Regions from separate parts of the Homo sapiens genome. Here region 2 is linked to region 1. Evidence: read pairs that join two places in POLR2A ChIA-PET (ENCODE). Cell type or tissue: A673. All regions are shown on one strand.

Region 1 (2,500 bases):
TGTAGCCATCTCCAGCCACCCTTGGCATGTGGTAGGGACTCACTCAATATGAGGTGCTGTTCTTTTTGTTATCTCCATACAGAATCTTATGACGGGAAAGCTCAAACTTATTATCTTGCAGGTTTCCTTATAGAGGTTTTTTTTTTTTTTTTTCACAGACTAGTAAGATTTCCAGAAAACAAGGGATCAGTACAGGGTTGACAACTTTTATTTTTCTGAGCAAGTCCATTGAAACAAACTATCATTCATTAGTACCATACTTTCATTAAAAAGGGATAACTTCACACACAATCACACACACGCACACGCACACACTCAGATTAGAAATGACATAATATCAGGATAATGCAGCCTTTTAAAGTTGGGAACAATTCAATTTGTAAAACACGTACTACAGGCCAGGCGCAGTGGCTCACGTCTGTAATCCCAGCACTTTGGGAGGCCAAGGCAGGTGGATTACCTGAGGTCATGAGTTCAAGACCAGTCTGGCCAACATGGTGAAACCCCCTATCTACTAAAAATACAAAGAAATTAGCTGGGTCTGGTGGCAGGTGCCTGTGATCCCAGCTGCTCAGGAGACTGAGGCAGGAGAATTACTTGAACCCGGGAGACGGAGGTTGCAGTGAGCCTAGATTGCGCCATTGCACTCCAGCTTGAGTGACAGACTGAGACTCCATCTCCAAAAAAAAACTACATTGTGATTTTTTTCATTTCCCCATTATTCAGTTTGGTGAGAACTGTGTCATATGCTGACAACTCTCCGAAGATCTGTACTTGAGACCCATTGCTTCAGTTCATTTGATCCCCAAAACAACAATGTGAGGAAAACTGGGTAGGGATTAAAGCAGTATTGCCATTTTATAGGTAAGCAAACCGTCGAGGCAAGATGATGTTCTTTTGAGCTCGCAGTGTCTGTTCTATTCGTTAGGATCACGTTCATCGTCAACAGAACCCTTACTGGAGTATTTCCTAAGTGCCATACAGGGTGCTAAGTCCCTTACAAGCATGAGCCCCTCTAATCCTCACAGCCACCCAGTAACTGAAGGGTGCTATCATTCCTCATTTTAATAATAGCTAAAGCGAGGGTTAGACAGCTTAACTCTCCAAGGTCCAGGGTCACACATAGAGTGAGTGGCAGAACCAGGATTCAAACCCAGGTTTAGACTACTCCAAAGCTGCCCCGCTTTATGGATTTTGATCTGCCTGCGGTCACTAGCTGGTAAGAGGGAAACTGACTACAAACCCTGAGCATTCTGACTCCTGGCCCGCTGCTTCCCCCTGGGGTAAAGGTCTGAGTGGGTGTCTCTGCCTCTTCCTGCTGCTCCATCTGTCCGGATACACCATCACTTGGCTCCATTAAGTTTTGTTGACTAAAGAAAGAAGTAAGCTTTTAAAGAATTAAAGTTAGTTTTATTTCAACGTTTTATTGAGGATTATCGCCGGGGGGTAGACTTTTAGAGGGTTTTATTAGACTGTGTTAAGTTAGTACTTTAGTTTATAGTTTATACACAGATTGTGAAGATTTAGTATGTGTAAAAGTTTGTCTAAGTTTGGGTGTACGAGTATATTTGGTTATAGTTTGTAGGGATAGGTATTAACCTAGACAGGTGTTATTTTACGTGTAGGAGAAGGCAACTTAGATATAATTGCCAGTGGGAACCTGGGACTGGGGTCAGAAGCTGAGCAAAGAATCCAGCATAAGAATTCTTTACATTATCGGCTTGACTTTTATAACCAGCAGTGAGCTAAAGGCACTTGCCTCTTCCGCCTACTGGGACATAAAACTCAGCCAGGAAAGGCAAAGAACCTCTTAGCACACTACTCCTAATGGGTTATGAGTCTAGCAGATACTGGTGAAGGTGGAACTCTCCAGGACTGTCTTAATCTGTTTTGTGATCTGGATTAGGGAACAAAGCTGCATCCCTGTTCCCTGTCTGAATGAGCAGTTCCCATTTTATAAGCGCAGAATAAACACGGAAAGTGAGTTGTTCCTAGTCTTCCAGTCAACTGAACGTTAGGTGCAGAATCTCCCATACAGCTGGGCAGTCCAAGTCTCTGCCTCAACCCTGCACTTCAGATGGCCCCAGTGTAGGCCTTACTCCAGCTCCAGGTGGGGAAATCCACAGGGTCAGGGGCCATGCCAGCAGCAGCCCCTGCAGCCTCTTCCAGACCATGACACAGACACATGGGATGACAGAATTTCTGGATCAAATGGCTGGGAGCCACCTCTGTGGCCTGAACTAGCCTCTTGCCCAACCTGCAGAGGTCAGGATGTACCTCAGACAGGAGAAGAGGGGCACTGTTTCCAAGTCTGACTGTGGGTCGATCGTGCGTGCTCCTTACCCCGCCTCACACAGAGACTCACACTCCTTCTCTCCCCAGCCCTTTCCCACCAGAGCCAGCAGGAGAATGGAGATTCACTTTCTAAATAAGTTTAACAGAAGGGACTTTGACTTGAGGGCCACTAGGATCAATGGAGGGTAGTGGGGTGCCGCACAGG
Region 2 (2,500 bases), 870 kb after region 1:
GTCATATTTGTTGACCTAAAAATCAAATGTAATTATCTTTGTATTCTGTTACATCAAAATCCAGATATTTTGTTGCAGTTTCTTTTTTTTTTTTTTTTTTTTGAGACAGGGTTGGTGCAGTCTCAGCTCACTGCAGCCTCAAACTCCTGGGCAGCTCAGGTGATCTTCCCGACTCAGCCTTCTAAGTAGCTGGGGCTACAGGTGTGCACCACCACGCCCAGCTCATTTATTTTGTAATTGTAGGGACAGGGTCTCACTTTGTTGCCTAGGCTGGTCTCAAACTGCTGGGCTTAAGTGATCGTTCCTCCTTGGCCTCCCGAAGTGCTGGAATTATAGGTGTGAACCACCATGTCTGGCCTTGTAGTTTATTTCTAAGTTCAAATTAATGTTGGTGCTTTTCCTCCTTTTTTCTTAGCAGATGGTTTGCTAGGTGAGTGTGTCCTCGATTCTTTAAATCAGGGGTCCCCAATCCCCAGGCCACAGATTGTTCCAGTCCATGGCCTGTTAGGAACCAGGCCACACAGTAGGAGGTGAGCAGCCAGCCAGTGAGCATTACTGTGTGAGCTCCGCCCCCTGCCAGAGCATTACTGTGTGAGCTCCACCCCCTGCCAGAGCATTACTGTGTGAGCTCCGCCCCCTGCCAGAGCATTACTGTGTGAGCTCCGCCCCCTGTCAGAGCATTACTGTGTGAGCTCCGCCCCCTGCCAGAGATTACTGTGTGAGCTCCGCCCCCTGGCAGAGCATTACTGTGTGAGCTCCGCCCCCTGGCAGAGCATTACTGTGTGAGCTCCGCCCCCTGCCAGAGATTACTGTGTGAGCTCCGCCCCCTGTCAGAGCATTACTGTGTGAGCTCCGCCCCCTGCCAGAGTATTACTGTGTGAGCTCTGCCCCGTCAGAGCATTGCTGTGTGAGCTCCGCCCCCTGCCAGAGTATTACTGTGTGAGCTCCACCCCCTGTCAGCATTACTGTGTGAGCTCCACCCCCGTCGGCATTACTGTGTGAGCTCCGCCCCCTGCCAGAGCATTACTGTGTGAGCTCTGCCCCCTGTCAGAGCATTGCTGTGTGAGCTCCGCCCCCTGCCAGAGTATTACTGTGTGAGCTCCACCCCCTGTCAGCATTACTGTGTGAGCTCCACCCCCGTCAGCATTACTGTGTGAGCTCCGCCCCCTGCCAGAGCATTACTGTGTGAGCTCCGCCCCCTGCCAGAGCATTACTGTGAGCTCTGCCCCCTGTCATCATTACTGTGTGAGCTCCGCCCCCTGTCATCATTACTGTGTGAGCTCCGCCCCCTGCCAGAGCATTACTGTGTGAGCTCCGCCCCCTGCCAGAGCATTACTGTGTGAGCTCCGCCCGCTGTCATCATTACTGTGTGAGCTCCGCCCCCTGTCATTACTGTGTGAGCTCCGCCCCCTGTCATATCATTACTGTGTGAGCTCCGCCCCCTGTCATATCATTATTGTGAGCTCCGCCCCTGTCATATCATTGCTGTGTGAGCTCCGCCTCCTGTCAGATCAGTGGTGGCATTAGATTCTCATAGGAGTGGAATCCTGTTGTGAACTGCGCATGAGAAGGATCTAGGTTATGCCCCGCTTATGAGAATCTAATACTGATGATCTGAGATGGAACCGTTTCATCTCCAAACCATCCCCACACTTGTCAGTGGAAAAAGTGTCTTCCGTGAAACCAGTCCCTGGTGCCAAAAAGGTTAGGGACTGCCGGTTTAAATAACCAAATGCTAAAAGAACTGGCATAGAAGTAAATGGGCTGCTGCTTTATTTTTAGGCTGTTCTTTTTAGAGAGCAATGACAGTTATTTCCAAGTTTGTCATTAGAAAATAATATTAGGTTGGAGCAAAAGTAATTGCAGTATTTGCCATTGCTTTCAATGGTAAAAGGCACAATTACTTTTGCAGCAACTTAATATTATAAATTTGTTCTTAAAGTGTATTTTTGATAAGAAAGCCGTTTTGTTTTTCCTTCTGTTAATTTTTTGTTTTTTTCTTGGTCGAGACAGAGTCTTGCCATGCTGCCCAGGCTGGAGTGCAGTGGTGTGATCTCGGCTCACTGCAGCCTCCACCTCCTGGGCTCCAGCAGTCCTCCCACCTCAGCCTCCCTAAGAGCTGAGACTACAGGTGTGAGCCACCATGCCTGGCTAATTTTTAGAGACAGGGTTTCACCCTCTTGCCCAGGCTGGTCCCAAACTCCTGGGCTCAAGCAGTCCTCCTGCCTCAGCCTCCCAGAGTATTGGGATTATAGGTGTGAGCCACTGCCAGAAAAACGTTTCCTAAGACAAGGCAGGTCTTACATTATATTTAAATTTTTTTTAATGATGTCTTTTTTGGCAGTGCACAGCCAGAGGACAACACATCACACACAAGAAACAGTTGTGCTCATGTGATGGGGGCCTCAGCACTAGGAAGGAGTGGACTGTTGGCGCACGCAGCAGCTTGAATAAATCTGAAAGTCACTACGCTGCGTAAGAGAAGCCAAATAAAGCGCAT

The links. Peaks named below come from ENCODE experiments on the same cell type or tissue, not always from the same donor. Only the 100,000 strongest peaks of a DNase experiment are listed, where the experiment ranks them.
Region 2: POLR2A ChIA-PET joins it to region 1 with 5 read pairs; 2 of 35 experiments call an interaction of 5 or more read pairs at or near these places.

The regions. Positions count from the first base shown.
Region 1 is chr3:194,815,498-194,817,997 of GRCh38, forward strand. All of the region lies in intron 3 of LOC105374292 (a long non-coding RNA gene), which reads left to right. Among named protein-coding and RNA genes, the nearest start is that of LINC01972, 48 kb to the left of the region's middle. In A673, no CTCF peak of the experiment used is centred here; DNase peaks (open chromatin) are centred at 1,404 and 1,754.
Region 2 is chr3:195,686,189-195,688,688 of GRCh38, forward strand. It overlaps MIR570HG (MIR570 host gene), which reads left to right and starts at 2,310. Exons shown (of 5, transcript NR_122105.1): 1 at 2,310-2,500. It also overlaps the pseudogene SDHAP2. In A673, no CTCF peak of the experiment used is centred here; a DNase peak (open chromatin) is centred at 1,403.